Regions from separate parts of the Homo sapiens genome. Here region 1 is linked to region 2. A link is a loop called in an ENCODE intact Hi-C map of the cell type or tissue named here. Cell type or tissue: ascending aorta. All regions are shown on one strand. Each heading gives the region's core, and the rest is flanking DNA. Links, peaks and the distances in the headings are about the cores only. Region 1 overlaps LINC02250 (long intergenic non-protein coding RNA 2250). Region 2 overlaps ATP10A (ATPase phospholipid transporting 10A (putative)).

What was found. Hi-C counts contacts between places; a loop is a spot of excess contacts. Peaks named below come from ENCODE experiments on the same cell type or tissue, not always from the same donor. Only the 100,000 strongest peaks of a DNase experiment are listed, where the experiment ranks them.
Region 1: a loop joins it to region 2, with 2.1 times the contacts of the local background. A loop is called at or near these places in 15 of 110 quality-filtered maps.

Annotation. Positions count from the first base shown.
Region 1 is chr15:25,561,358-25,577,871 of GRCh38, reverse strand. The region is part of intron 1 of LINC02250 (long intergenic non-protein coding RNA 2250); the gene reads left to right. Among named protein-coding and RNA genes, the nearest start is that of LINC02250, 9.2 kb to the left of the region's middle. RefSeq lists an enhancer at 13,861-14,425. In ascending aorta, for the core only: no CTCF peak of the experiment used is centred there; DNase peaks (open chromatin) are centred at 5,490 and 8,861; H3K27ac peaks cover 6,402 bases.
Region 2 is chr15:25,667,426-25,683,939 of GRCh38, reverse strand. ATP10A (ATPase phospholipid transporting 10A (putative)) reads left to right here. Exons shown (of 21, transcript NM_024490.4): 17 at 454-654; 18 at 2,866-2,946; 19 at 3,026-3,130; 20 at 3,632-3,819; 21 at 3,966-5,228. The coding sequence ends at 4,599. Among named protein-coding and RNA genes, the nearest start is that of LINC02250, 97 kb to the right of the region's middle. RefSeq lists enhancers at 9,817-10,524, 10,525-11,233. In ascending aorta, for the core only: no CTCF peak of the experiment used is centred there; DNase peaks (open chromatin) are centred at 5,856, 8,799 and 12,559; H3K4me3 peaks cover 1,047 bases; H3K27ac peaks cover 7,821 bases.

The DNA of each region.
Region 1 (16,514 bases), core at 4,869-12,868, 110 kb after region 2:
GCTCCCAAGGTATAGTCTGTCAACTCTTGGGGGTCGCCAAGACCCTTTCAAAGTGTCTGCGAAGCCAAAACTATTTTTCTGGACGTTATTTGGACTTTCCATTGTGTTAACCCTGACAATGATGGTGTAAACACAATGCTGGGTGAAACTGCAGTGACTTAGCACAAATCAAAGTGAGGCCAAACTGTATTAGTAGTCAAGGTACAAATACTTGCCGGAAAACTAAAAAAGCCAGTTTCACTAAAGAAAGTCCTAGTGAATCAGAAAAAAAAAAAAAAAAAAAAAAAAAAAAAAACACGTTTAAATTTTTAAATCTCCACTCTTGAGTACACAACTTTATAACATTCCGTGTGATAAGATGGGAAGTACACATCACGTACTGCAGCTACATAATAAAGTAGGATGGTTACCTTGAAGGAAAGGACTTGTGCAATTATTTGAGTTGTGAGCTAAGCCACCTGCTTTTTTCATGAAACACAATTTTTACTTGAAAGAACAACTGACAAATGGTGATTATTTAGGTTTGCGTATTTGGGAGTTGAAGGAGTTTGGGAAATGCCACCCCAAAATATGTCACTTTGGTGTGCTGATTACTTCAAACTGAAGGCACCAGGGAAACGGCAAATGCAGGGAGGGGCTGTCTCTGAACTCCCCTATCTGCCTAGAGACAGATCCTCCAAAAGGAATTGAACTGCCATCTATCTCATCCCCAAGGAATCTCATCGACTGAAGAAGATTGACTCCTATCACAGGAGAGGAGAGTAGAAGTTGATGCCACACACAGGCTTTGTCACAGGCTGTTATCTCCTCTTCTAACCCCATCTTTTACAAAAGTAATTTACTGTCCCCTAAGTTGCCTACATCTCTCCTACCCTCTCTCCTAAGAGGAGGGTATGTAAGTTTCTAGATCTCACTGGGTTTGAGGGTATTCACTTTTCTTTCCTTTGATGTTCCCACGCACATAATACATTTGTATACTTTTTCTCCTGCTAATCTGCCTGATGTCTGTTGATTTCATAAACTCAATTATCAAATCCTCAGAGGAAGGGTAATGGGAAAATTTTCCCTCCCCTACAGCAGGCTTGTCCTGAAAATGAATAAGGTAAGCCTGTTACTTTAAGGGAAACAGCTGACAGGAATTAGTATTTGTTGCTAATGATTACATTTAAGTTTTCAAATGAAAATTAAAATTTTGGAAAACTTGTATCTGCTACCATGAGCTTGATGACTTCCCAATGCTTAAATTTTTTATAAGATTGGTGGTACTATCAATAAATGCAATTTTTAATATATAATGAAACGTGGAAATATTTGAAAGAGTTGCGTTATTCAGTAAACTAATATTTTCCAAGTGTCTGGTACATAATTTTACACAATCAGGCATGAGGAAAAGATCCATCCAAAGTACAAACTAGACCAATTAATTTTAATGTACAGTTAACAAATTTATTGAAATGGTTTCAGAATCTACATTGCAAAACTTTTAAGAAGCTACCAATTGTTGAGTTCGAGGGTAGTATCAAAGTAGCATATCTATAATTACCATAAAAATGTATTAAAATACTCCCTTCCCTCAAATACTATATGCAACTGGATTTTAGTCATCAACTTCAACTAAAACAAAATATTTCAGCAGCATGAATATCTCAAGTCAAATAGATATGAGAACTCTTTTGTCTTCTAAGCTAGACATTACAGAAATTTGAAAAATGTAATGTCACTCTTCACTATTTGTGTTATAGTTATTTTTCATAACAAGTGTTATTTATTTTAACCTTTAATGGGTTTACTCTCGGTATTTTTAAATGACTTAGTAAGTATACTTCAAACATTTTTCTGTTTTAATTTGTAGATACGATAACTATCAAAAGGTATAACTCACCAAAAAAAGCTCGTGTCATTCTCAATAAGTTTAGAAATGTGAAAGGTTCCTAAGACCAAAAAGTTAGAACTGCTGGTTTGAAGATGAATGCCATATTTAAAGAGATATTCATCTTAGAATGTAGAATGGATTTCATGGAGAAATCTGAAAAGAGCGAGGAGGCTGTTGAAAGTGTCAGAAAAGAGGTACTTGGGTCCAGACTCTAGTCTGGTGTAACTATGGAAATAAAGGACTGCTGTGGGAGGCAGGGTAGAGGCAAAACCCTTAGCATCAATAATTGGTGATGGGTGGGGGGAGAGAGAGAAATAGAAGAATCTAAATGACCCATATTTTGAGACTGGTTATAACTGCGAGAATGGTAGTGTTGGAGCATTAGCTTAGGTATTTTAGTGACTGGTAACATAAAGGAGTAGACAGATTTACTCAATGACAAGCCTGGATGCTGGCAGTCCCAGGGCTGGTTCTGCAAGTCCATAATTTCTCAGGATCTTTCGGTGTGCCACATACTGGCCACATCTCTCTCCTTATTGTCATGGAGGGATCCCACTGTTTCAAGCATCTACATCTTTACAGAGAGATAGACGTTCAAGAAGTGAACAGCACTGGAAAGAGTAAATACATGTATAAATTGTAAAATCTATTGTTTAAAAAAAGCTATAAACATGTTTCATGAAGTTGATAATTTATGTAGAATAAAATACATGACAACAAAAGCAAAAAAGGAAGGGATGGTAAATGGAGTTAAATTGTTGCATGGTTATCAGACCATTGGGGAAGTGTTAAAATACTAATTTAAGGCAGACCATAATAAGGTAAGATTGCATTCTGAAATTTCTAGTGTAATGATGAAAAGATTGATACTAATCTTTTATAGCAAAAAAATAACATACTAATAGATAAGATAGAAGTGCATTATAAGATAAAGTATACTATAACATTTTGTTATAAGTATAACAAAATCCTAATGGATAAGATAAAACAGAATATTTTTTAAATACCTGATTAATATAATGGAAGGCAGGAACAGAGAAAAAAGAAAATAAATTTCAGGACAAATAGAAAACAAATAGCAAAATGATAAACAAACAAACCAGATCAGTTATATATTATTATTAAACATAAATGGACTAAATACACCAATTAAAATACAAAGTGAGTCAGCTATTTTTAAAAGCCCAAGCTATATGTTATTGGCAATGAACATATTTCAAATATACATTTATAGATAGGATGAAGTAAAGAGATGAAAAAACATGCAAACACATATCAAAAGAAATCTGTCATGGTGACATTAATAATTAAAATATAAATAGACTTCAAAGTTAAAGATATTCTGAGAGATAGATTGTAACATTTCGTAGTGGTAAGTAGGTAAATTCAAAAGGAAGTCATAACAACTTTAACTTTGTATGCACCTAATATTATAATTTTTAAATATATGAAACAAAAGTTTACAGAAACTAAAGAGAGAGATGAATCCACATCATAGTTGATATATTAACTTACCTCTCTCAATAACTAATAAAATAAACAGACAAAACAAAAGCAGTCAGCCTCTTTCCCCACCCATCACAGCCATTGCCCAGTGGGCTCATGAACAAAGTAGCCATGGTGGCAGGAATGGAGGCTATGCATGGGCTCAGTCACATGGACTTCCATTCACCAAAGGTGACCTGGCTACAGCATCTGCTAAGTGCCCAATTTACCAGCAGCAGAAACTAACACTGAGTCCACAGAATCACATCATTCCCCAGGGAGATCGATCAGCCAGCCTGCCTGGTGGTAGATTGATTACACTTGGGCAACGTCCATCATGGAAAGGGCAGTGTTTTGTTCTCACTGGAATAGGTTCTTACCCTGGAAATGGATCTGCCTTCTCTGCACACAATGCTTCTGCCAAAACTACCATCCATGGACTTATAGGATGCCTTATCCACCATCATGGTATTCCACCCAGCATTGCTTCTGGCAATACCTTGCAGGGCTAGGATAAGGTTCTCCAGGAGGCTGTATATGATCCGAATCAGTATTTAATATATGGTGCTGTTTCTATGACAGGTTCATGGGTAGGAATCAGGGGGTAGGTAGAAATGGGAGTTGTACTATTCCCTATTACTCCTATTCACTCCCCAGCAAAATTTTTGCCTCCTGTTCCTGTGAACTTCTACTCTGTTGGCATAAAGGTCTTAGTTCCAAAGGGAAAAAAGGCTTCCACTAAGAGACACAAAAATGATTCCAATGAACTAGAAGACGGCTGCCCCGCCACTTTAGAGTCCTCAGGTCTCTGAATGAGTAGGCAAATAAGGGAGTTACTGTGGTGATTGGGGTGGTTGATTCTCACTACCAAGCAGAAATTGGAGTACTACTCCACAATGGAGGTAAGAAAGAGTATGTCTAGAATACAGAAACTCCTTTAGGACGTCTCTTAGTGTTACCATGCCCTGTGGTTAAAGTCAATGGAAAACTACACCAACCCAATCCAGGCAGGACTACTAATGGCTCAGACACTTCGGGAATTAAGATTTGGATCACTCTACCCTGTATAAAAACACAACCAGCTGAGGGTAAAGGGGATACAGAATGGCAGTAGAAGAAGGTAGCTGTAAGCACCAGCTATGATCATGTGACCAGTTCCAGAAACCAGGATTTTTAATTGTTATGAATATTTCATCCTTATTTTGTTATGAATATGTTTGTTTATGTGTGTGTATATTTAGAAAATATCTCATTTCTTCCCTCTCTTATCCTCTTATTGACTTTTTATCATAGTATTTAAGTATAGTCATGTGTTGCTTAATGACAGGGATATGTTCTGAAAAATGCATCATTAGGTGATTTCATTGTTATGCAAACATTGTAGAGTGTACTCACACAAACTTGGATGGTACACCTACTACACACCTAGGCTATATGGTACAGCCTACTGCTCCTAGGCTACAAACCTGTATAGCATGTTACTATGCTGAATGCCGTAGGCAGTTGTAACACACTTGTCAGTATGTGTATATCTAAACATATCTAAATATAGAAAAGGTAGAGTAAAAATACAGTATTATAATCTTATGGGACCATTGTTGTATATAAGTTTTGTTCTTGACCATAAGGTCATTATATGGTACATGACTGTATTGTTAACTTTACATCATAGTATTTAAGTTGCAGGCTATCGAGAGGCATAAGCATCACCTGAGGACGTTGCATACTCTTTTGGGGAGGGAGTTAGTGCATTTTTGGTTGTATGCAGGACAATTATGATAGGTGAAAGATGGCCTTGTTATCATCTTTGTTTGGAAATTAAGTATGGTTTAAGGAGATGTGTATAGCTGCCCAGATGACAAGGGGTGGACTTGCACTGGCTAATTTTATAGTCAACTTGGCTGGGTCACAGTGTCCAGTTATTTGGTCAAGCATTATTCTGGATGTTTCTGTGAAGGTGGTTTTTGTTGAGATTAACCAAAACTGATAGACTGGGAGTAAAGCAGATTACCCCCCATAATGTGAGTGGGCCTCATCCTGTCGGCTGAAGGCGCTCAATAGAACAATGACTGGCCTCTCCTGAGCAAGAAGGAACTCTGCCAGCTGACTGCCTTTGCAACTTGGACTGACATTCTCCCCCGCGTCTCTAGCCTGCCAATCTACCCTGCAGATTTTGGACTTACAAGCTTCCACAGTCTTGTAGGCCAATTCCTTAAAAATAAATCTCACTGTATATACACATCCTGTTGTTTCTGTTTCTCTGGAGAATTCTGATTAATATGCTAGAAAACCTTACTGAAAGAAATGAAAGAAGACCAAAATAAATGAAAAGATGTTCCATGTTTAGAGGTTGAAAAGTTCGTATTGTTTAGATGTCAATTCCTCCCGTATCTTTTGATGAATTCAGATATAGCTAAACAGTTTTTTTAAAGAGATGAAATTGAGAAGCTGATTTTAAAATATATATGAAAAGACAAAGGACCTGAAAGAAACAGAATACTTAATGAAGAAGAGCAAAGTTCAAGGATTTCAAGAATTCTTTTGAAGCTACAGTAGTTCAGATAGACTGGTATTAGAGGAAGGATGGACAAAGAGAACAGTGGAATAGAACAGAGGATCCAGAAATAGACCCACATGTGGTTTACCACGAAGGTGCTGCTGCTATTCAGATGGAAACAGATGGTCTGGATAATAAACAGAGCAACTGGATACCTGTATGGAAAAAAGAAAACACCTTACCCATATCTTACCCTAAAAATGAAAATTAGTTTAAGTTGGGTCATATACCTAAATGTGAAAGCTAAAACAATTCTGGAAGGAGATAAGAGAGAATGTTTTCATGATCTTGTTTTTCTGAGGTCTTGCTCTGTCTCCCAGCTTGGAGTGCAGTAGCACGATATTAGCTCACTGCAGCTTCAAACTCCTGAACTCAAGCCATCTTCCCACCTCAGCCTCCCACCTCAGCCTTCCAAGTAGCAGGGACTACAGGTGCATGCCACCACACCTGGCTAATTTTTTTTTATTTTCTGTAGAGATGGGGACTCACTTTGTTGTTCAGGCTGGCCTCAACCTCTTGGCTTCAAGCAATCCTCCCACACTGGCCTCCCAAAGTGTTGGGATTATAGGCATTAAGCCACCATACTTGGCCTTCATTTTCTTAATGGACTTAGAAGAGCCTTTTGTAAAACTTGTTTTTACAATTTCTTTTTTAAAAAATCTAAATTGCATAATTGACAAATAATAATTGTATATATTTGTGAAGTATAATGTGAAGTTTGGAGTGGCATGATTAAATCAAGCTAATTAACCTGTCCACCACATCACTTATCATTTTCTGTGGTGAGGCATTTGGTATTTACTTTTAGCGGTTTTGAAATATACAATACATTAACTATATTCACCATGCTGTGCAATAGATCTCAGAAGCTTATTCTTCCTATGTAACTGAAACTTTGTACCCTTTAAACAACCTCTACCCATTCCCCTTCCCCCATGCCCCAGCCCCTGCTAGCCACGATTTTATTCACCATATCTACGAGTTCAACATTTTCAGATTACATATATATAAGTGAGATCATGCTGTATTTGTCTTCCTGTGCCTGGCTTATTTTGTTTTTTACAGGTTCATTCTTCACTGTGAACTCAGAAGTTCACTGCCCCATTGATCTTGAGAAAAATGAAATGTGTGCCATGCTGCAGGAAAGTTAGGAAGGCCTTGGGGTGGATCTTGACAGGCTCATGTTCACCCTGCACATGACTTTGCTTCCCTGCCTCCTAATCTCCGACCCACACCTCATTCTCTTCTCCCTAACCCCTCCCCTATTCTATGTGCCTCAGGGTACAATAGCCTCATGCCCCCCTACAGGAGCTGGCTTTGATTCATCTAATAGGATTTATGCGATCCCACAGCCTGATCTTACCCCAGTGGCTGGCCCTTTACCCAAGTCTATGGCATTCCCTGGATGAAAAACTTGCTTCGGAAATGGGCCTATAGCCTGATTTTGGCCAGTGTGATGGAAGCGGGGCTGTAGGCACCTTCTGGGTAGTGTAGCTCCAGACTTTAAGTCTCTGGAACTACAGAAGCCATTTTGCCGTGGTTCAGAGGGCAGAGGGACAGAAAGAGCCAGTCCACGGGGTCATTGTTGAGTCATTGGATGAAACCCACCCTGAAGACTCTACCAGTCAGGATGAGCAAGAAGATGGGGTGATCTCAAACCATGACCTCAGCATCAACTCGCAAAAGTTAGTTTCTCACTCATGGCCAGCTGTGGGCCTGCGTGGGCTCCAGGGCTGTGCTCCCTGATGGGTGGCAGTGCATTCCAGGCTGTCCTGTGCACCTTCATATCAATGTGTGACTCCACGATGACCTGCCATGGGGAGAAAGGTGGAGACTTACACCCTGGTTCTTAATGCTCCCCCAAAGTAACACACATCATTTTTATTGTTGGTCCTGAAATATGCTTAACTCCAAGGGGTCTCACGTCTGGGAAGGAGATTTTGCAAAGTGCTAGGAATGCCTATGTAGGAGTGAAGGAGAAACTTCCCTTTGGCCCTCTGAAGGCTTGCTGAAAATCAACTGACGAAAGGCAGATTAACAGAGAAAAAAGACAAACAAATGTATTAATGTGCACAGGGGACAATCACAGAGTGATCACCCACTTACTCGGTGCCCTACAGAAGCTCATTTACCCTTTCCTAGGGGTGGAGGTGATGGGAAATGTAGATGATCTTTTGATGGGCAGGAAATCATTAGGGAAGATGAATGGACCCCAAAGGCAGGAGGCAGATGCTCTGGGAAAGTGGGGTCAGAGCTGCACAGGAACAAAGGTTGTCTTATTCTGCAGGTAAAGCCCCCCAGGTAATCTCTTGGAGCTGCTCTTAGAAGAATAGATGAAAAGTCCGTCTGGGCACAGTGAGGACTCTGAGTCTTTTCTCTTCTGTGCTTGATCGTCCTGCTTCTTTAATGAGATTCCTAAGGAGGGAGTCTTAAGACAATTGCATTTAAGCTTTCTTAGATAAGGAAATTCTAGAGAAGAGTCCCTCTTGGTGCTTCAGGAAAGAGTATCAGGGAGACAAAGAGGTGGGGAAAAAGTCAGAGAGAAACCTTGACCCTAAGGCTTATTTTGGAGGCCTTTCAATTGTCAAAGCACTCCGCATGCCAAAGCGCCATATTTTGGGGAATCATTTCCTGTGCCCCAACACCTATCACTGGATCTTCCTTCCAGACTGTGATTCAGGCCAACACTCCCCTTTGTGGTTGAGGTAGCTAAAATTAGGATTTCTGTGGTTATTTTTAACCAAAAGCATCTGACATTTTAACTGAAGCAATTGTTATCATTTTCATTCAAGGGGTGAGGAGATTATCAATATGCTGGGAGCTCAGCTGGGCATGCATTTCTGGATCCTCACTCAGGGAGAAAAACTCACCGACTGTGCGATTGGCAGCAGCTACAAACCAGCACAGTCTGCAGGTCACAGTGACAAGTTTCAAATAGAAACCTGGCATCCAAAAATATACAGCTTTGGCCACGAAAGCATGGGGTTATTCCAAAGTATTCTGAGGCTAGTCTTGCTGGCGCCCACAGTGGCCTATTCTGAGGCATGTTTTAAATAAGAGTCCTGGCAGCAGGCCTCCAAGCTTCAGAAATATAAGCTGGTTCCTCTCATCAGTCACTGACTGTCTCTCCGAATGTTGTCGAATCTGGATGTTCTCAGCAGTTCAATTGTTCTTCACATTGTCCTTTGTGCGAGCCAAGGAACTGAACTTTCTAAGTAAAGATTTAAAAAGCATCCTTGCAATGAAGGTAGAAGGTCTACTGGCTGGGTTGAGCCTCTCTGCTGTCTTCAATGGCATCTGGAACTCAAAAGGCACCTGGAAGCATTTTCCACCTTCCATACATGGGTGCCAGTGTTCAGGCCTGTGCCAGGGTCCCAGGGTCAGGGTCGCCAGGCTCTGCCTTCTCCTGGGATAACTGTTGGCTCCACCCACGATACTATCAGTGCAGTGTTCCTGAGCAAACGTTCAATGGGCAGCATGCAGAAGCCACTTTTGGAATTCCCCCATATGTCTTTTCTTTCCATCTAGCTTCAGAAATATATGTAAACATGTGGAAACCTTGCTTAAAATGAGCTCAATTCTGTGACGTGCTCTCTAAAAAGCATAAATGTATAATGAGAATACATTTAGTCGTGGAATTTAGGGCCATAAAAATGACTCTCTCATCCCGACGACCTCACCTGCCCTCAAGCAGGCTATGCCCTGGCACTCGCCCATGCAGGAGGCAGGTTGGATGCCCTCATCCTCCAAGACACAGATTGGGGATGAGCCTGCAAGCTCCTGCTTCCTCCACGGAGCTGACACAGCTCTCAAAAACACACAGGGCACTGCCCACAGGGCTTCTGTGGGTCGGCCTTGGGCTCACCAATCACATTCATGCCTGATGCCTTGTTGTTCCTTTCCATTGTTACACGTTGGTAGCCCAGCCAGATCAAAAGGAGCCATTTCCATGTTAAAACACAGTCCACCCATCTGTCTTTTGCCTCTTCAGGCTACAGTTCTCGCCCCTGCAGGGACGGTCAAGGGCTCCAGCAGGTGATGTCTCTCTCTGGCCTTCCTGACTCCCCTGACCCTACATTTCAAGGACATCTGTGCAGCCCCTTTCTTATGCCTCCTCCCCTGATCACAATAGTCTAGTTCATGTCAGAGTTCCTGAGTTAAATGCCACATGAACTGTTCTCTAGCATACCAAGCTTCTTTTGTCACTGAATTTTGATAAGGACTCCCTCCTAGCCAGGCTCCTGGAACCCTCTTCTTAACTAAGCCTTGTCCTTGGCCTGCTAAGCCCAGTTTCAATCCCCACCTTTGACAACTCATCAAATTCCTCTTAGTAATTTTTCATCCATTGATCCTGTCTCCTTGCCCGTTGGCTACAAATCCCCAGATGTCATTGCTGTACTTGGAGTTGAGTTCTGTCTCTCTCCCTTATTGCGATAGTCTTGACCCTTAGTGAAATAAGGAAAATGCAAGCCTAAAACAACGAGGCAGAGAACACAAACTGATAAAGCAGCATCCGGGATCTGGCCATAAGTATACAGAATGGCAAGGGCAGATGTTTTTTAACTAGAAAAGATTCCTAATTCTCTTCTTAAAAATAAAATGAAGCCAGGAAAATAAAGGTCTTTAAAAATTAACCTGCTTCTACACACACACACACACACACACACACACACACACACACAAAGTGATTAATTTCCAAACCAGGAGCATAACACTGAAGCGGCATTGTTGTCTGGGGTAAATACCCAAGGTTTGGTGCCTCATGCCAAGGAAATCAAGGACACGGACACACGTGGAATGGGATTAAGAGTGGAACTTTCATAGGCAAAAGAAAGAGAAAGAGAAGGAGAATAGCTCTCTCTCTTGCAAGTGAGAGGGGCGCCTCAATGGGACTTCCAGCATATGGCAGAATGCACCACATTTTATAGACAGGCTTGAGAGGTGGTGTTTGATTTACACATGACCCAAAGATTGGTTGGACCCGTTGTGACATTGAGAGGTGAAGCCCGCTGGGCTTCTGGGTCGGGTGGGGACTTGGAGAACTTTTCTGTCTAGCTAAAGAATTGTAAATGCACCAATCAGTGCTCTGTGTCTAGCTAAAGGTTTGCAAACGCACCAATCAGCACTCTATAAAAACGGACCAATCAGCACTCTGTAAAACGGACCACTCAGCACTCTGTAAAATGGACCAATCAGCTCTCTGTAAAACGGACCAATCAGCAGGATGTGGGTGGGGCCAAATAAGGGAATAAAAGCAGGCCACCCAAGCCAGCAGTGGCAATCTGCTGGGTCCTGTGCGACACTGTGGAAAGTTTATCATTCAGGTTTTTGCAATAAATCTTATTGCTGTTCACTGTTTGGGTCTGCACTACCTTTATGAGCTGTAACACTCACCACAAAGGTCTGCAGCTTCACTCCTAAAGCCATGGAGACCACAAACTTCACTGTTGAAGCCAGCCTGACCACGAACCCATGGGGAGGATCAAACGACTCTATACGTGACACCTTTAAGAGCTGTAATGCACCCTGCGAAGGTCTGCGGCTTCACTTTTAGAGTCAGAAGTGAAGACTCTCCTGGAGACCAGCAAGAGGACGAACCCACCAGAAGGAAGAAACTCCAGACTCATCGGAACATATGAAGGAACAAACTGGATACACCATCTTTAAGAACTGTAACACTCACCCCAAGGGTCTGCGGCTTCATTCTTGAAGTCAGCCCGACCAAGAACCCACCGGAAAGAACCAAATTCCAGACACAACATTTACAAAGCATGCAAGAGGCTGGCAGCCCTACCCGAATGGTGTATTATGCAAATGTGGTCTGTACTGGGCCAGTGCCATGTTGCCTGCTCCCTACTGTGTATGTGATTGACAAGGAAAGGAGAAGACGGAGCAGCCACACAGAACATGTCTTCCCCACCTAGCCTTTTCCTATTGGTGCAGCTCCCAGCGTTCCCCCCCACAAGCTTCCAGCTTGCCTATGTTTGCAAAGTGATTTTAGAGGCTGCTGTTTGATAGAAAAGAAATTATTTTGGGGCGGCTTTTCATTAAAAGGAAAACCTTACCAAGGACGACTTTACCTCACTATCCACCTAAATAATTTCTTCTTAACTCCTATATCAACATCAGAGATAGTGACAGCATGACACCCACTTCCACAACCTCCTTTCCTGATAAGAATTCCGGGCTACTTGTCCAAGCAGGGATTTCACAAAGCTCTTGACAAGCCCTTGTTGAGCAGAGGTCAGCACGCCTCTCTCCAAGCTCCTGGAGCCAAGTGGGCTGTCAGCTGCAGGGTGCCCAGAGTGAGGAAAGGGCCAAGAGTGAGGAAAGAGAAGCACGGCCAAAAGTGCTGCGTCTCTCTAGGACAACTGGTATCTAAATGTGGTTTAGACATCACTGAGACAGTGATGATCGGCCGAGAAGGTGCCCACCAATTTGATTTGGGCAATGAATAACCTTCCAGTGCATATTTATTGACACATGTTTGCTGTGCTGGGCACTAATGTAGGTGCTGTGGAATCCACTGTGAGCAAGAAAGACAATTAACTGTTTAGTAAATAACGATATGAAACAACATCAGGTAGTAACGCTTCCTCTGCACCGCATGCCACTTTGCACAGAACACTCTGTTGCTCCATTTGCAAGGTTCTCAGTACTAGGCAACCTTTCGATCTCAGACCCAAAGCCTGTTCCTCAGCAGGTCTTCCCTGGTCTTCTTACTTAATAAAATGTCATGACTGTCACCACAGGCAGGAAGTATGCAACGGAGCACGGCATAAGCGGACTTATCTTGTTCCAGGAGTTCATGGCCAGGCTAAAAAGGGAAAAGCCAGGCCCCAAAGAGCTCACATGGCTAAGACGGCCCTCGGCGTTGAGGGACTGACAAGCGTTCTTCTTTTTGTTTTGTCTTAAGACTGCTTATTTCTCCGTAGAAAACCACTGAAGAGAACTCGCAGGAACTTCTGCAGACACTAGGAAGAGTTTGTGAGCCTTCAGAGCTACAGGGAAGCCGGTGACTATGCTAAGGTGGCAAAGACGAGGTGACAGGCAAGAGAGAAAGTGCCATGGAGCTGCCAGAGGGAAGCCAGCCCATGCCGCTGCTCCTTAAGGAAAGCCTCTAGTGTGTGGGGCCACTAGGGGACTACTGGGGCTCAAGACAGCCCTGTGGGAGAGGAGGGAGCAGCCCTGACGGTGGAGAGCTGGAGGGGATGGCTTTGCACAGCCAAGGCCGTCTTCTGTGTGGGAACGACTGTGGTGGAGAAAAGGACTTCAGACAGAGGCCATCATCACACCTTCCTGGAGAGAGGCAGGAACGACCACGTAGGAAGTGATCCTCTATGGCTGGAACACCCAGTGTCTGCAGTGCCCAGGAGAAAAGGTTGTCTATGTCCCAGAGAGATGTGTCACCCCAAGAGGGCTGGAATATCAGGGATGATCAGAAGGGGCCAGAAGAGCCACTGACAGGGCCTCAGGGAATGGGAGTGTCTTAGTACAGCCCCAGGTGGATGTCTAACCACCTGTGCAGGGAGACCTTGCGCCATGTGAGGCCTCAAAAGCAGGGAGGGGGACTTGAAGTGGAAACGGAGTTTTACAAAAGTAGAGTTGTGTGCTGGATTTAAACTCACGACACCTGTTTACATCTCTTCTCCACTGGATTAAAAGTTCCTGAAGGATAAAACTCCACATGTCATATTCCTTGCTGTTTCATCAACACTTATTTCAGAATCTAGTAGGCAGCAGGCAGTCAAAGGATGTTTTTTTAGTTGAACTGAAACTGAGTTCTAAAGTCTTGCCCTTTTAGACCATCTAAAAATATTTCAGACCACAGATCCCAGGATTTTTCTTTTCACTCTTGCCATGACCAGTAAATCAACATCCTGGTTGAGACTACGGTTTTTGCAGAGGCTTTGAAGGTTGTTAATGGAGCCATCAGTTGGCCAAAGGACATGAATTTTCCTTGTCCTTCCATAAGGAAGAACTGACCATTGACTTCTGGGAAGAACCATCTGTCTCCACTCGCAGAAGAGATAAGGGTTTCCTTGTCTGACACCAGGAGGTACATTGTGCAACAAAACAGTAGTACAATATCTGCAGAATCCCAAGCAAGGGACAGCAACATCCAAGGGTCTTTTCTTCCCTTTCAACTGCAGAGCAAACCACAAAAATACTATAATGCCTATTGAAGGACAGGGTTACCAAAAAGTGCTCAGATTCAAAGGATTCAAAGAGGTGTCTTTGTTATGTAATTTTCCCCTACTTCTTGGCATTCATCGCCCATTCACATTTTTGTTATACGTCAGCAGTAGTGTAGTGTGTGGGAGCAGCAAGCGCAGCACATCAGGGTCCACATCACAGTGCCCTCCACACCTTCTGACATTTACCCCAAATGACAACAAAACGCCAAATCAGGTCATCACGCCATGTCCAAAAAAGCCTCAGTGGTTGGGGTGACCAGGGGGCAGGCTGCTGGGGGTGAACACAGATTCCACACTCATGCTGGACCGGGCTCCCCAGTGTCACCAAGTGTCCCTGAGAGACTGGTGAGTGCTAGGTGCTCTGACATCTTGTATCCCAAAGCCCCTACTCACACCTTTTCTTTTTCCTTCACCGACCCTGCTCTCCTTCCCATCCTAAATCCTCACCTCTTGAACCATGCCCTTCCACTGCTCCACTGCTGTTTTGACCTCAAGTACCTACAACACTTTCCTTTTGTGAAGTTATTTGGCCATTTCTCCACCCTCATTCTTTTCTTCTGCAGTTTTAAACTTGTTTTAATTTTTAATTAGGCTGTATATGCAGAAAGGTCAAAATTGTTCAACAAGTTTCCCTCGCAGCTTTGGCCATCAATTCTCCTCCTTCTGTGGCCGTTACTGCTAATCAGTGTTGTAGGCTGAATTGGGATCTTCCCAAAAAAGATATGTGGAAGTCCCAACCCCTAGTATCTGAAGGTGACCTTATTTGGAGACAGTGTCATTACAGAGGTAATCAAGTTAAAATGAGGTCTTAGGGAGGGCCTTAGTTTAATTTCTTATAAACTAGATTGGGTTCTTATACAAAGGGAAAATTTGGACAAGGAGACACACAGACACACACAGAAGGAAGATTATAGGAAGACAGAGAGGACGGCCTTCTACAGGCTAAGAAGAGAGGCCTCAGAAGGAATCAACCCTGCTGACACCTTGATCTTGGACTTCCAGACTCCGGACAATATATTTCTGTTGTTTAAACCACCCGGTTGTGGTACTATGTTAACGACAGCCCTAGCAAACTAATACAACCAGTTTCTTGTGTACTTGTATCACCAGAGATAGCTATGGATCAACAGGGTTTTACAGTCATTTTTTGTTTGTTTGTTCTACTCACATGGTGGTCTACTGTGCACATGTACTTGGCTATACTTTTTCCACTTCACCAGATCTCAGTGATAATGTCCTATCAGTTCATACAGACTACTTCATCCTTTTAAATACATGCACAGTCAGCCAGGCACGGTGGCTCACGCCTGTAATCCCAGCACTTTGCAAAGCGAGGTGGGCAGATCACCTAAGGTCAGGAGTTTGAGACCAGCCTGGCCAACATGGCGAAACCCCGTCTCTACTAAAAATACAAAAATTAGCCCAGTGTGGTGGCCCATGCCTGTAATCCCAGCTACTCAGGAGGCTGAAGCAGGAGAATCGCTTGAACCTGGGAAGCAGAGGTCACAGTGAGCCCAGATCGCACCACTGCACTCCCGCCTGGGTGACAGAGAAAGATTCTGCCTCAAAAAACAAATACGTACATATATACATACAGACATGCACAGTCTTCCATTCTATGGGTGTTCCATGTCTGCTTAGACCCCAGTGGATGGGAATTTAGATGATATTCCTAATTTCTTGCTACTGCAGAAATGCTTCAAAGACTAACATTGTACATACGTCATTTTACACATGTGCAAATACATGTGCAGGATTAAATCCTCAAAGTGGAATCACCCTATGAAAACGTCGCTAAATTTCTCTCCATACAGTTATAGCAATTTACACTCCTATGAGCATGTAGGTTTCCCACAACACAACATCCTCAGCACGGTGAATAATCAAACTCTGAATGACGGCAAATCTAGCAGTGAAAACTGCTATCTTGTAGTTATTTTGGGTAAAAAAGTATTTCTTTTTCTTTTAACACTATTTGTAGGTGTTAATCAGTTTTCTATTGGCTTATAGTCCTTACTGATATTAAGAAATATTTGTGCTATAAATTGTAAATAATTTCCATAGTTGTCATCGATCTTTGAATATTACCTAAGGTAACTTTTTTCCATGCAGGTGTACTTGAATTTTCCCTTCTCCTTTTGTTCCTTCCTTCCTTTTTTCCTTCCTTCCTTTGTTCCTTCCTTCTCTCCTTCAATAACTATATAATACAGAACCCAAATACATCACCCAACATGGAATTTTACCCAACAGATTGGTGGTTTCCAGATTTTTTTTTTTTTTAGACAGAGTCTTGCTCTGTTGCCCAGGCTGGAGTTCAGTGGCACAATCTTGGCTCACTGCAACCTTTGCCTCTCAGATTCAAGTGATTCTCCTGCCTCAGCCTCCTGACTAGTTGGGATTA
Region 2 (16,514 bases), core at 5,321-13,320:
ACAGGAGCAGAGATATAGCCACAGGTAGGCTTTGTCTGGGGTCACAGACAGAGGAGGGCCACTAGGGAAGATGCCACAGCTCATACTCAACTGGCCCTCTTGAAATGTGAGCAGCCCTACACCCCTGTGAAACCTTGATTTTGTTTTATGTTAATGATCCAGAGCTTGTCAAGCACAAAAATCTCATCCCCGCAAGTGCTGCTCCTGGGAATTCCCAATTCCCACTGCCAGTTCTTCTTTCTTAAGGGAGTGAGGAGGGCGAAGGGAAAGAGGAAGAGGGAGAGGCAGAGGCCAGCAGCAGGGCTCAAGGTCATGGCTGTCTTTGGCAGAAATCGCTGCCAATACATTTAATCTTGACTGTGAAACTCTGCAGGCCTGTCAGCTCCCTCGGATGAGAATCCTCAGCAATGGCTGAAGACTCGCCTGTTCCTGTTCTTCCTTTCTTGATTTCAGATGTTCGTGGGCCTCCTGTTTTGGTTCCAGTTTTTCTGTGGCTTCTCTGCATCTACCATGATTGACCAGTGGTATCTAATCTTCTTTAATCTGCTCTTCTCGTCACTTCCCCCGCTCGTGACTGGGGTGCTGGACAGGGATGTGCCAGCCAATGTGCTGCTGACCAACCCGCAGCTCTACAAGAGTGGCCAGAACATGGAGGTAAAGCTCCCCCGAGTCTCCGCCTTCCACCTCCTGAGCTCTGCCCTCCACGTTCACTCTTCCAAAGTGCCAGTCCCCCAGCCTCCCTTCAGATGGACACCCTGGACAAACTGAAATTCTAGAATTCACCATTCTAGAGGATGGAGAAAAAGGGCTGCCCTCTGCTTGGCTGCAGTGCATCAAGTGTTGTAAGCGAAACTGTCCCCCCTCCAAGAGTCTCCAGGAGCCCAAGAAAAGCCCAGAGTCCAGTCAGTCACAGGGGATCACTGAAGCTAGAGGGGGGATTTTTCTAAAGCAAGGAAGAAAATGTGACTTATTTTGAACGGGAATTAACAAGAAGACAAACCCACAAGGAAGCCACTGAGCCACTGAAAGAGCAAATAGATTTAAATACATACTGGCATTAATATACCACATAGATTCACACACTGATGACCAGCTGTTTCTAGCCAGCCATTAAAATAGACAGCAAGTGCTTTTCTTTGCCTTGAATTATTCCATGTGGGCAAAAAGAACATGGAGTCTCATTTCTCCTGCAATAATCCCTAATTCCAGATTCATTCACTGATGAGTTAACTTCCCCTGGCCACCTCTGAGAATGTTCAGTTCCCACAGAAGCAGGCCGCATGCACGGGGTGCCAGGAGGCGAAGGGCCAGGGAGGGGAGCAGGGCCTCTGCTTGTTATCTGTTGCTTCAGGGGAGTTCCCATCCTTGGCCAGGCCTCAGCCTCCTCGGCCACCTGTGGGACAAAGACGCTGGGAGTGTGTCCTGTCCTGTGGAATTAAGTGGCCCACAGGAAGAGCCTAGCCAGCACTTTCCCTAAGTGCTCAGCCAGAGCTCCTTCCCCAGTGTGTGTTTCCTGCAGGTCCCGTGCCAGCTGCTCTGGTACTTGGCAGGGTCAAATACACATTTGGTCACCCGGGTAATAGAGACTCTATTCATCTATATCAAGGTTATTTTCATTTCTGCCCATGGGTATATAGCTGTTTGCTTTTAACATTGGGACACATCCATCGTGTAATTTTAAAAGTGAAGACTCGCTCTTAAGAAACATTCTAAGGGACCCACCACCAAGAGAGGCAAAAACTGGTCAAAGTGGAAGGAATAGAAGGGCTCAAACTGGGGGAGAATGCCCGGAATTTCAGGTGCTATTCCTACTTCCTACTTGAGAGACATGTTCCCTGGGAAGATGCAGAAAGCAGTTTCATCTTTTTTTTTTTTTTTTTTTTTTTAAGACAAGGTCTCGCTCTGTCACCCAGGCTGGAGGGCAGTGGTGTGATCTCGGCTCACTGCAAGCTCCGCCTCCCGGGTTCACGCCATTCTCCTGCCTCAGCCTCCTGAGTAGCTGGGACTACAGGCGCCCACCACCATGCCTGGCTAATTTTTCTATATGTTTAGTAGAGACGGGGTTTCACCATGTTAACCAGGATGGTCTCGATCTCCTGACCTCATGATCCGCCCACCTGGGCATCCCAAAGTGCTGGGATTACAGGCGTGAGCCACCGCACCCAGCCAGTTTCATCTTTTTACTGTGAACCTGGAGCTACTGAAGCTCGTCTTTTTGGTGCAGGTGTTCCCAGTGAGTGACGCAGCTGCAGATAGTTTTGTAGGTGTTTGGTAGTGCTTTTCATCGGGCCTCTGGGGCCTCGCGTCTCCAAAAGTCCTGAGAGAGTGAGTTTTCCTTGGGTGCTTGCCTTGTGCATTAACTTACGTGTAGCATCCTAGGAAATGTCATTCGAGGTGTCAACCTAAATAGCAAACAGAGAGAGGCTCTCTAAAAGAGAATGGTGTTTATTCGGGAATAGGGCACTGCAATGGGAATGTGTGTGCTGTAGTAAGCTATGTGCATATTTAGCGAGGTAAAGGAAGACAAATGTATTTAAAGGAAAAAATTTCATGATCGTTTTGAGATGCTCTTTCCTTGACTACAAGGATAAACGACAAAGATGGTGCCTGTTTGAGGTTGGACAGACAGTTGCTGGGCACATGTCCTTATAGATATATTTTTCTGTGGATATGATCATTTTTGTTATCAGGTATTTATGCATGAGAACCCTCCCTTCATGGCCTTTCCCAGCTCTACTCCTCAGGGTGGGTTTTTGTTGTTATTGTTGTTGTTTTTAACACAAGTGACTCCATTTTTATTCTAACTGCTTTCACAGAGGATGCCAATGCTTCACTGTAACATCACTGATTGTTTTTGTGTCCCAGGAATACCGGCCACGAACGTTCTGGTTTAACATGGCCGACGCCGCCTTCCAGAGCCTGGTTTGCTTTTCCATTCCTTACCTGGTAAGTTGGCCCCTGGGTGCAGTTTTTCTTACCAGCTGGATCCGGGGACCTACAGATCCAGGACCCCACTGTCTTTCAGGCCTACTATGACTCGAACGTGGACCTGTTTACCTGGGGGACCCCTATTGTGACAATCGCGCTGCTCACTTTCCTGCTCCACCTGGGCATTGAAACCAAAACCTGGGTAAGAGCCGCCTGCATGGCCACGTCTCAGAAGAGCACTGATGCCGTGGACCCCACACTTCCCTGCAGATTCATGAGGTCTGGGAGGTCGTTTTGAGTAGACAGGAGACTGCAAAGCTGACCTCAGTGTGATGAGAAGGACAATGACACATTCCCGAGCCCTGTGGTGTGGGGAGCCGCTGCAGCCTGATGCTCGCACTTCCCCGGCCATGCTCATCTCCCTCCCGCCTCTTTCCCGCTTCCACCACCACATTCTCTCCTTTCCCTCCTGTCTTGCCCTCTCGCCCCTGACTCCATCTCACCTCATGTGCATCTCCCAGGGCGGTCCATGGGTTCTGGAGGCCTCATTGAGCCCCACCGGTTACCCGCGTCATAGACCGCAGTGTGTCTGAAGGCCTCAGAACCTCACACCTGCTCATTGATGACTGGCACGTTTTTGTTATTGTCATTGTTGTCACTTTTAGGTGGAAATAAAAGCCCTTTCTTTCTCATTCCCCCTCAGACCTGGCTCAACTGGATAACGTGTGGCTTCAGTGTCCTTTTGTTTTTCACCGTGGCTTTGATTTACAATGCGTCTTGTGCCACGTGCTATCCTCCGTCCAACCCTTACTGGACTATGCAAGCCTTACTGGGTGACCCAGTGTTTTACTTGACTTGCCTGATGACGCCTGTCGCTGCACTGCTGCCCAGGTGGGTGTCGGAGCGGGATAGTGCCTCTGAGCCCCGAGTGAGCCCAGACGACATTGGCATTGCTTCTGCTCTATGTGGGTCTCTGGAAGCTCAAAGACACCACCGACAGGAATATCTAACTTTTTGTTTTAATGTACTTTTTCTAGATTGTTTTTCAGATCCCTCCAGGGGAGGGTTTTCCCCACACAACTTCAGCTGGCACGTCAGTTGACCAGGAAGTCCCCCAGGAGATGCAGTGCTCCCAAAGAGACCTTTGCTCAGGGACGCCTCCCGAAGGACTCGGGAACCGAGCACTCATCAGGGAGGACAGTCAAGACCTCTGTGCCCCTGTCCCAGCCTTCTTGGCACACACAGCAGCCGGTCTGCTCCCTGGAGGCCAGCGGGGAGCCCAGCACAGTGGACATGAGCATGCCAGTGAGGGAGCACACCCTGCTGGAGGGGCTGAGCGCACCGGCCCCCATGTCCTCTGCGCCAGGGGAGGCTGTCCTGAGGAGTCCAGGAGGGTGTCCTGAGGAGTCCAAGGTGAGAGCTGCCAGCACCGGCAGGGTGACCCCCCTGTCTTCCCTCTTCAGCCTGCCTACCTTCAGCTTACTCAACTGGATTTCCTCCTGGTCGCTGGTCAGCAGGCTGGGGAGTGTCTTACAGTTCTCCCGGACGGAGCAGCTTGCAGATGGACAAGCGGGACGTGGACTTCCTGTCCAGCCCCACTCAGGCCGATCAGGACTTCAAGGGCCAGACCACAGACTACTTATAGGAGCATCTTCAAGGCGGTCACAGTGAAAACCTTGAAATGGCCTTTTTTAATATATATAAATAAATGTTAATATTATTTATGTTTATTATTTGCACAGAAGAGTTCTAGGGAGATGTATTTCTAAATGTTTCCCAGGCTAATACAGGAAACAAGAGGTACCAAAAAAGAAAGTTTATTTTTTAAAATTCTAAGTAGAGTATATTGAAAAGAAAAAGAAGAGCCTTAACATATATAAAAGTTTAAAGAAGAGTAACACTTGAAAAGTGTGTTTAGATTTATTTTTTCATCTCATTTTTAAGAACAAGCAGTACGATTTGTTTTCTTCAACATGTGTGACTGCGCACTGAGTACAAATGTGTGACTGCTCATGGTTAATGCAGGCAGGTGTGAACATGGGGGAACAATGAGCAGAGATGGCAGAGGGCAGAGCACATGGCCCCCAGAGGCTTCCAGTCTCACTGACACAGGAGGGCTGGGCTCCACTTCATCCAGATGAAGGAAAGGAAGACCTCAAGAAAAATTCACAGTTGAGTGCATCCCAGCATTCTGTTCCGGGCAGGCATTTCAGGAAGACCGCCTTGTAGGTATTACATCCCTGGTGTCGTATTTTGCCTGTTAAATCGTAACAAGCAATAAACAACTTTCACTTTGCAAAGACAGTGTGTCCAGTTACCACTGGTGTATGAAATGATTAATACCTGACCTCACAGAGTATGATCTCAGGGCACTTCCGTAAGGCAAGTCCTTTTAGAGGCTATGAAGAAAACAGCTGCATGGCACATACCAAAGCTGCTGCACAGCTGGCCACCATGGCACCCTGCACCAGGCCATCAGCACCACGTGCCAAGGAGCTCAGCGGTCTTCAGGCATTTTTGTAATGAGCCATTAGTTCTGTCCCTCTAAAACTAGAAAAGGAAGGGCAGGAAATGATAACAACCCAAGGCAATGATATGGCATGTCATCTTCCGAGCCCTTCTTTCTACTTTGTCAAACAGTTCTTAGTTGCTGGCTCTGCTCGGCACCGGGACTGTGAAGGGTGTACTCCCTGCTGTGTGGGAGGGACCTAGGGCCTCTTTGGATGCTGTCTTCGAGGACAGCAATGCAGAGAGGGCATAGGATCTGAGGACAAGGAAATTCCTCAGCATGGCGTATCAGGAAAGCATGGCTCATTCTGCAATGAGCCATGAGTGTGGGCCATCGCAAGTCACAGAAAATGCACCTCATTCCAGTCAAGCAGAAAAACAGGCACAGGCTCAGTGTAGGTCCCAAGAGAGGGTGCCTGGACTCAGCAACTCAGACCTGGGCTTTTCTCCCAGCTTTCAGGGACAGCTTTGTCCTGAGTCTGCCTCTGTTCACGGGGATGCTTGGCTGGAGTCACCCCCAGGACTTATCCATGCATCACTATTCAGAAGACACAGAGGGCCCCTCTCTCCACATTCCAAACAGAGTCCTGGTTTCCTCAGCCTCACCCTGCATAGCTTGCACAACATCCTCAGAACCATTCACTGGCAAATGGAGGGGAACGTGCTGACTGGGACTCCCAGCTGGAGCTGGGAGGAGAGGTCCACTTCCCTTAGAACACCTGAGCTGCTGCATGAGTGGACGTCAGAAGAATCTCTATGCCCTGTTAAATGGGGAGACAAAGGGGTGGTGGGGGCTTCAGCCAGTGATTTCGGACCGAAGGTGACAGCCGTCCCAACCCTGCCCAGCCTGATGCCACCTCCTCTGTTCTTGGAACAACGCATAGGAAAAGAATCTCCTTTGGAAGGTGACACTGCTCCCTGAATTAAGGTAATGGTTGCGAGCACCAAGTACAAGGACTAGACGCATATTTACCTGCGTATCTGAGAGTTCCAGATTCCCAGCTTCCAGATGATCCTTGCACAGACAACCTACCTTCTTTCCAGAGGATGTCTTTCTCCTCTGGAGAGTAGATGCTTGCTCTTGGGAAACGGAATGACCTTGGCGCTGGCTTCAGGAATATGCATCCCACAGCCAGTTTAGAGAAATACATGTTGTAAATGGCATTGACAGCTGCTCTTTAGGATGGGGAGTATTATGGAAATCCACAATAACAATCTATGGCAAGCAACTAAGTTTGGTGTCAAAATGAACATAATATGGGGGCGAACTTCATGATTATCTCAAAAAAGCAGTAGGTGAAATAGGTTACCAAATCCTAATAACAAATCTAAAATAAGTAGGAAGGCTGGCTTCCTGAGGCTTGGTAACAAAATAGCTGGGTTAGTCATTTGACATTGTACAGTGTGCCCAGCTCAAAGTCAAAATCAATTAATTCTAAGTTCTCGGAGGTCAGATACTATGTCCTCTTCACTTTGGATCCCTGGCACCTTGCACAGAACCTAGCAGTTTGAATGTGCTGAGAAAATGTTTGAAGAATCAAAGAATGAGTGGTAATCCTGAAACACTGAAGGCATTCCTGTGATAATCAGAGGTAAAGGACAATTGCTTGCAGTAACCCATTATGATTTAATATTTTCTGTAATCTCTGGCTAATATGACAAGACATGCATTCTTCAAAAGAAGGCATGTGAAGTATAAAGATAGTGGGTTGAAAGTAAAAGGATGCAAAAGGATTTAATATATAAACAATATGTAAAAGAAAGGAGACATAATTATATTAATATCAGACAACATAGACTTCAGGCCATAAAGAGGGACCTGAAAATGATAAAAAGGCCTTCTCAGGACATGAGAATCGCCCAAGTGATGTACTCCTAATAACCAGAGCTTTAAAATACGTGAAACTCAAATTTACAAAAAGGAGAAATAGACAAATCACAAATATACCCAGACTGTCTTTCAGTCATTTATAGAATAGATAGAGAAAAAGTGGGTGTAGGAGTTAGAGAGACATAGGCAATGTCCTTATTTGTGACTAGAAAATGCAGGCCCCAGCTGTAAGTGTGCATGGCTGCAAGTGCTTGGATGTAACTACAAGCAGAGCTTCTCCCCTGCACATGGAAGTGGCCCAAGCCAAGCAAGGCCAGGGAGGCGCGGGGAGAGGTGCAAAGTGCAGAGAGGAGCAGGGAGAGAGACCTGGGAGAGGAGTGAGCACAGAGAGGGTCCCGGCTCCCTGACTCATTGGCCAGGAGGCACCTGCCCTCATCGTATCTGTGCCTTCGGTAAGGGGCCGGGACTCAGCTTTGCCCTCCTCCTGCTTTCCTCGCATCTCTACTGAAAATGCACCTGTTTGGACCTGTTACCTCGAAGGCATGAAGACTTTCATAAGTGTTCACCCTGCCACTGCTGCAGAGCCCATGTCCAGGGGAGCTTCCCACACTCAGGGTGAGGGCACATTTGTGGATCACAAAATCAACTTTGTCACCACCAGCTTTTTGGTCCCTTCCTTTCCCCTCCTCCTCTCCCTCCCCTTTCCCCTCCCCTTCCCCTTTCCTTTCCAACGGGGTCTCATTCTGTTGCCCAGGCTGGAGTGCAGGGGTGTGATCACAGCTCACTGCAGCCTCTACCTCCCGGGCCCACAGGGTCCTCCTGCCTTAGCCTCCCAAGTAGCTGGGACTATAGGCACCTGCCACCATGCCCGGCTAATTTTTGTATTTTTTGTATAGATGGGCTTTCGCCGTGTTGGCCAGGCTGGTCTCAAACTCCGAGGCTCAAGCAATCTGCCTGCCTTAGCGTCCCAAAGTGCTGGGGTTACAGGTGTAAGCCAGCGCCGCCTGACCTTGTTTTTCTTTAATGAAATGATGGCCTTTGGTGGTCTGAGCAAGCTCTGGGGAAGACAGCCTGGTTGCTCCCTCCCTCCCAGCCCCTGGGGTTCATCTCACTCAGAAGGGAAGCCATCTCCAGGGCCTCTCAGTGGTGTGGCTGCTGTTACACGGGCCCTGAGATCCCCACCCAGAGGATCTTCCTGTTGCAACTCCTTTTTTATCTCAACCTAGCCTGTTCTCACACAACGTCAACCTGGTGTCTTACTGAATGAATCCCTTCTCATGTTTGTATTTAAAAGCACTAAAATACTTTCGAACTACTTGACCTTAGTTTATACCTAACCTGGGGCAAGTGTTTTGGAACAACAGAAGTGACAAGAGTGCTTACAGGACGCTTAGAATGGTACTGCTGTTCTCTGGTCCTCATTAATCAAACCACAGCTGGAGGCCTTCGCTGGAAAGTGTACGACATGGCTCAGACTTGGGATGGCACAAACCAACACCTTCTGAGCCAGGCCCAGGCTCAGGCCCAACCAGTACACGATGTGCCTCCAACTTTGCCGGGAGACCATCCGCGGCTTCCAAAATTCCCCGAGCAGCGTGCGCACACCCACAGCCATCCAGCCAGGGCAGACTTCGGCCGGCTCTTAAGGTTTTCTTCCTAATGAGGAATTTTCAGCATCCTCAGTTCTTGTTTAAAATGGCACACAAAGCCCAGGTTGTTCCCTGAACTGCAAACCTGTCTGCTTTTCACCTTTTCCCAGCCTCTCTGGCTGGAGGGCGACAGCAACCCAGGTGAGACTGGGGAGGCCCCAGGCCCCGGGCTGTCCTCCCATTTCCCTTCCAGCTTTCAGCACAGCTGCCTTCTCTAATGCCACAGGCAGATTCGTGCTTTACTGCAGAAAGTGGTATTTCCTAGCTCATAATTTAATTATTTTAGAAAAGGCTATCTTTTTAGTTTTACAGATGTTAACTTTGCATCTCAAAGTTAAATGACAAAAAAATAATAAATAATGTAAGACAGACCAGCTGTCCAGCAAATAATCCAGAGAGAAATGCAAAAATGTTCTGGACAGCCAGGGCTGACCCATCTATGCCTTCAGAATGAAGCTGTGAAGTTTCTTTTTATTTATTTATTATTCCCGAAGCCGTGAATTTTAAAGAGGCCTGGCCAGGGACACAATCACTAAATAAAACAAAGAAGGGGATCCTGACTAGCTGGGCCGTCTGAGTTAACCAGACGTCATTTATTATCAACAGCAGTCCCTACGCTGGGAAGACAGCAGAGGTGTGTAGACAGGTAGTGCCAAGCGTCTTTCTCATCCTGAATCTCCTTTGTCCAAGCTCAAGGCCTGTGATGAAGACTCACTCTCAGGCCTTTGGGGTACAAGAGGCTGCCATGGTTATTCTGTTTGGAAAACACTTCCAGAGCCCTGACCCCACGGTGCATGGGTGGCTCTGCCTCATCACCCAGCAAGCCTGAGGGGACCTGGGTGAGCTTCTTCTTTGCCCTCCAACCCTGCAGGGGCGTCAGGGCACCATGCAACTCATGCCCACATGCACTTTGATGGAGAGCGTCCCAGGCTGGGGACACACACCAAGGCTTGCCATCACGTTCTTTTCATCAGTGTAACAGCGGTAACTGTCCAGGGACACGCAACCTCCTTGTCTCCCATCACACTCCGTGGCCCAAACACAGCACAGCTGGAGCCGGGAAATATCCACTAGGTGAATGCCCATCACTGCTACACACTCACAGCTGTCTCCCTCGGCACCTGCACACGCAGGACAGCTCTGGACAGGTGGGGCACTGAGGCAGCCCAGCCAGGCTGCCAAGACAGGGCTAAGAAGCCCAGTGGAAATTGTGGATTTCACCAAAGACTCCCAGAGAGAAGCATTGCCATCCCCTCCCTTCTTTAAATGCAAAGAAAAAAAAATAGTTTGTTGTTCTCAGGACTTCTGGGCATGGCAGTCTCAAAAATGAGCCAAAGCAGACAAGAAAGGGCATGCAAGGCCTTCTCTGGGTGACAGTGACGAAGGGTGAGTCCTTCAGAACGCTCTACTCTGGAAGCCCGGCCCACTGCAGAGTGACATCTCCGTCACTTGGAAGGGCAACGTCGTCCCCCAGCTGTCGGGTCCAGTTCATGCTTGTGAAAGTCCTATGTGTGTGGCCACACATGTGAGGACACATTAGAGTAGTTTGAAACTGAAGAGAGCAAATTGCAGAATGAGGACAGTTCTGACAGAAATGTACCTCTTTTGCAGCTGATGTAGCTGAAAGCCATTGGCTGCTGCACGGGAGCAGCAGTTGTATAAGACCGACACCCAGGAAGCCCCACCTCTCCTCGACGCTTGTTTGAAATTTCTGCCAAGGAGTGTCCATGACAGTGGGTAGCAGGGGCCTCCTCCGCCCCTGCCCAGCGCATAGGGGGAGTCCAGCAGGTTTTGCCTGAGCTACCTCGCTCAACCGGAGTGGGCTGCTCCTGTAAAACCCACCCTCCACGTTGGAATGAGATTCCAGTTCATCCTGACGGCTGACCACTGGAGTGGCAGCCCACCCTGCAGCCCTCAGAGCCCCTGAGGGGCCCTGGGTATGGTTTTGCATGCTGCTCACTGGCCCTGCTCATTGGCCCTTGCCCCTGTGACCCTCCTTCTCCTCGTCCCACCCCAGGATGTTACGCTTGGGATGTGGCCGTGCACACATCCGTACAAGTGTCTCAGGAGCAGTGACCACAGGTTAGTCCTTAAACTAGTAACCCTCCGCACACCTCGTCTTGCCCTAGGACCCCTTCTCCCTCCCAGGCACCATGATTTCCCTTACCCTCGGTCTACCCTCGAAAACAACCACCAAACATATCCTACAAGAGTTTTTTCCATTGTTTTGGTAATCATTCATATAAAATCTCATAACAAGGATAGTCAAGGCATACTCAACATCACTAATCAATAGAGAAAGACAAAACCACAGTGAGATAGCACCTCACCCCCATTAAGAAGGCTTTCTGGATCATTTAAACAATGAAGAAATGACAAGAGCTGGTGAAGATGTGGAAGCTCCAGAGCCCTGTGCACTGCTGGAAGGAATGCAAAATGGCACAGCTGCTGTGGGAAACAATGTGGCAATTCCTCCCAAAATTAAAGGCAGAATGACCATCTGATCCAGCAGTTACAGTTCCAGGTACCTACCCAAGCAATTCAAAGCAGGGACTCACACAGATATTTACACTGCCATATTCATAGCAGCATTCTGCACAATAGCCAACAGATAAACATAGCCCATGTCGGCCGACAGATGAATGAATAAACAAAAATATGGACTCTACATAGAAGGGGATATTATTCCGTCTTAAAAGGAGGGAATGTCTAACACATGTACAACACAGATGAACCTAGAGGACAGGAAACTGAGTGAAGGAGGGCAGTCACGAAAGGACGGGCCGGGCACGGTGGCTCACGCCTGTAATCCCAGCACTTTGGGAGGCTGAGGCTGGTGGATCACCTGAGGTCAGGAGTTCGAGACCAGCCTGGCCAACATGACGAAACCCCGTCTCTACTAAAAATACAAAAATTAGCTGGCGTGGTGGTGGACGCCTATAATCCCAGCTACTTGGGAGGCTGAGGCAGGAGAATCACTTGAACTCAGGAGGTGGAGGCTGCAGTGAGCCGAGATCGTGCCGTTGCACTCCAGCCTGGGCAACAAGAGTGAAACCCCTTCTCAAACAAACGAAAAAAATAGGACAGATGATGTGACTCCACCTACATGTGGTGCCTAGAGTAGTCAAACTTGTGCAGACAGGAAGTAGAATGGGGGTGGCCAGGAGCTGGAAGGGGAAAGGGGAGTTCGTATTTAATGGGCACAGAGTTTCCATTTAGGTTGATGAAAAAGCTCTGCGATGGATGGTGGTGCTGGTTGCACAACAGCATGAAGGTACTTCAGGCCCCGGAACCAACTATATGCTTTAAAGCGGTTAAAATGATACATTTGATGTATGTGCAAGTTACCACAACAATTTTTTAATTAAAAAAAAAAGAGGCAAGAGCACCTTAGGGAATACAATTTTAGATCAAAATATTTTCAAAGCACTCGATTCCGAGACAGAGCTCAGAGAGGCTTCCAGAGCCTCCAGCCTGAGCCTGCTTGGTGGCAGGGCTTGCCTCATCACCCTTCACTTTCAGAGCCTCTGAAAGTTCATCTCCTTGTAAAATCAACATGACAGCAAATGTGTCTGCTCTGACTGGGAAACCCTGAGTAACTTGTTGGAACCCAGGTGGCCATAAATCTCTGTCCTGAGTTATGGCCGGAGATGCAGGAAACACGTGGATGTGGAGGTCCAGTGCAAGTCATTCTGCTATTTTTAGCTCCCACTTTCTCTCAGAGAAAACTGGGGGCTGACAGCCAGGGGCTCGGAAGCCATCAGAAGAGCCACGCTGGGCAGGACAGCTCCCCTGGGGCACCCGGCCGGCCTCTGCAGACATAAACTGGGACACCTTCCCCAACCCTAAGCCAGACACTTCTGCTGTACACACACTGTATTTCCTTTGCAGGAACTACTGCCTCATGATAGCATCTTGTATACTTTATACTCGCTTCTTATTTCTCTGCCCCTTATCCCCTCCCTTCCCACTAAGATGGGGAGTTTCCATCTCAAAAATCCCATACAAGAAATGAGAGAGGAGAGAGAGGGAGAAATTATCTGATAGACGAGACAGTATTTTTCACGGTTAATTGAGGATGATTTTCATAACTGGCAAATGTCATTTTGATCTTCGCTATTAGAACATCTGCACCATCTCACAACAGGAAGCACAGCTATATTCCTTGGGATTTACCTATTCTTAGAACTAAGAGCACACATTCCACCAGCTGTCTCGTGTTGAAAATGTTAGCTTTCCAAATCCACGCAATTGGATTGAGCGTTTATAAATAGATTCAATAAAAGGAGGTTCCATTAGGTCTATACACTAAAACTGGAATTTTTTAAAGATCCTCCAAGGCCCCTTTTATTTGGTCTGTTCTTGAATCATGCCCTGAGAGCAAACCATGCAGTTTTATTGCTGAAGATAATATACATTGTTTTTTGAAAAAAGAAAGGTAATACGATATTCCTCTGTGTGAAGAAGGAGCTCAATTCTCGGCTACACCTAAGCATGCAGCCGCATAGTGATCCCTTGAAAGGAAGTGTACGTGACACATTCAGAGACTGGGAGCCCTCCTGCTGGAAGAGGCTGTGTACACAAAGCCTGGTCTCTGCAGGGGCTTGGGGAGAGGTCTTCACAGCCCCCGAACCCAGGAAATGCCCCCCCGCCCCGGCATTCCTCAATGCACATTCCAGATTTATCAGAAGGCACTGGAGTTAAAGGAAAAGCAAGCCTGCGGTGTATTCCAGTGACATATAAGAATAAGCCAATGCTTCTGGTGTGCCGCAATTTCATCAGTGCTCTCCTAACGCTGCTCTGAACCCTACAGGAAAAATCGTGCCTCCCTGAGCTGTAGAGTGTGAGGCTCTAGGCTATTTTCAGCCTGGATTTCTCACGCGGGCTGGCCACGTGGGGCTGCGGCTGCTGCTGTCTGCAGCCTCCCTGCTGGGGATCCTGCACAAGGAACCAGGATCACATGTCCCCTCCCTCTGGTGGTTCCCTCGTTCCCTCCCCCAGCCCTGACAGGGATTCCCAAATCCAGCCAGGGGTGGGAATCAAATGCAGAGACCCCAGCCCAGGGCTAAGAGTGGTCTCTTTAAATGAGGATGTTGTCTCCAAGACAACTGTCCCATGTTTTCCTAAATGCACATATATATGTAGTTACATATAATCACCTTTTTTAAAAAGCTGTTTCCATGTGCTCTTATTAAGCATAGCACAGTGTAAAGCACAGTCTAGCAAAGTGATGGTGAGTGAGTGCCCACAGGCTGAAGGTGCATGTAAGTAACCTCTGAGAGGGCTTTACCAAATGCCACCCTCAAACACACACACACACACACACACACACACACACACACACACACCATGGCTATACGTGTGCTCGGTATGCGGCTTTAACAAAAGTGTTTAAGATGGAGATGATATGAACTTGGTTCTCTCGAAGCAGAAGCACCAAGGTTTCTCTGTGTGGCAGCTTGGTTCTTACACAGTTAGGTGGAGGGAGGAGCAGCTGGATGCTAACCGTATTCTTGGATCTAAATAAATGTATTTTATACACGGTTTCATCTCTGCCTGCATCCCTATGCTTTGGAGTCAGCTGACTGCGGTGTGGGGAGGCTGGGATAGGAATTCAGGTCCTTCCCTTAGGGCCATTAGATCGGCCACCTAATGTGATGTGACACCCACACATTTCAAAACCAAATGAACCAGCACCCTCCAAGCGCCTGCCTGACGTGTCTCTCATGATGAGGCAGACATCCATCAAAGTGATTTATGCAGATGGACCGCCTCAGCCCTCACAAAAGCCTGTAAAATTTATTCTAATTTCACCCAATGTGCAGATGGGAAACATCAAGTCCCAGAAAGGGTAATTAACGTGCTCAGGTCACATGGCAGTAGCGGTGCAGCTGGGACTAGAGCCCAGGCAGGCTGGTGCATGAGTCTTCCTGACTACATTCTAGGATCTTGGTGGAGGAAAGGTTCTGCAAACAGGAATTTCCACATGTAAGTCAAAAATATGAATTCCATTTGTGCATAGACATACCGATTGTCTTTCTCAAATCCTGGCCTTTGGAGATAAATTAAAATAAACACTTTAAAGGTAATTCCTGTGGGCCCCATGTTATTTCTAAATCAGGGTTCATGTGGCACCTACTGTTTAATTCAATTCACTCATCCATTCATTCACGCATTCAACAAATGTGCACTGAGAAGCACGCCTGTGCCAGGCCTGGGTGCCCCTGCAGCACCCTCAGTGCGCTCACGGCTTCACACTTGGGCCCTGTCCTGGGTACGTTTGGTGCGTTACTGGAGACACGAGCTTTGTGTCAGGTGTGTCAACAAGCGCTGCGAAGGGGCCACATGGGGCAGAGGCTGGCATTGGTGGGGGAGGAAGGGAGGGCAGGCTGGGGTGGGGGGAGCTAAACCAGAGTGGGTGAGAATGTGATCTTGGCATCAGGAGAAGGCACTGGGCTTGGACCCAAAGCAAAGTAACAAGAAGGGGCTTAGCATAGTGGAGTTGTGTGGGAGGGAAGGAAGAAAGGAGGGATGAGGGAGGGAGGGAGGGAGGGAGGGACGGGTTTGCCCCAGGGCTCCAGACATACACAGAGATAAACACAGTGGTATGCACCATGAGGACAAAACTGGGACCAGCAAATGTGGTGGATTTTCTCTAGAATCATCTGCCCTTCCTGCCCGTCTGCTCTCACCCACTGGGTAGCAGGAACAATTTAATGTTTATCCCGTCCCCTCCAAGCAACTCTTCGGGCTGCTCCTCAGTAGGGCTGCTTCTCCTTGCTCTCATCCCCAAGTCTCCTCACCCTGCCCAGCCTTTAAGACGAACCTTGGCTCTGTGAGGGGAAGGTTTTGCAAGGATTGGGGCGGTGGGGGCTCCTGGACCCACTGGAAGGTGTGCTAGGACTGTCATCCACGTGTACAGGCTGCGAGGCTCCTGCTACCTTGACTGCCGACATCAGGGCTGTCAACATGTGGGCTCTCAGGGCCCGCACAGGATCCGGCAGCCTTCCCCCAGGGCCAGCATACTGCACAGGGAGTGTGGCCTCGGGGGCACGTGGGGGATGCCGTCAGGCCTGTGCTCATGGAGAAGGGGTGACGGGTACTGCACTGCTGGAGCTTTCCCTGTCTTCATGCCGTGGATCCCCAAGGTCGTCTGCAGAAGACCATGGACTCCTCACACTCATGCTTCTAAGTGCATGAAATTAACTATATCAGGTGACAGAGAAAACCAATGACACTGAAACAGCAAAATAAGTTTTAAAAAACCAACTTGCTATATGACAACATATGTGCATCATTAATGCATTAAATAATCTGGAAGCTGGTTTCATAGCTGCTGCAATTTTGGAATAGTGAGCACACATGTGTGTCAGGATAATTGCAACAAGCATAATGTGAATGGAAATAGCTGATTGCTGTTGGGGACAGAGTCCCCAGGACAGAGGGTTGCCAGATACAATACAGGACACCAGTTAAATTTAAATTTCAGGTAAACAATGAATAACTTTTGTAGTGTAAGTATGTGTCAAATATTGCGTGAGATATACTAAAAAATTTTGTTTATCTGAAATTTATTTAGGCATCCTGTATTTTTTATT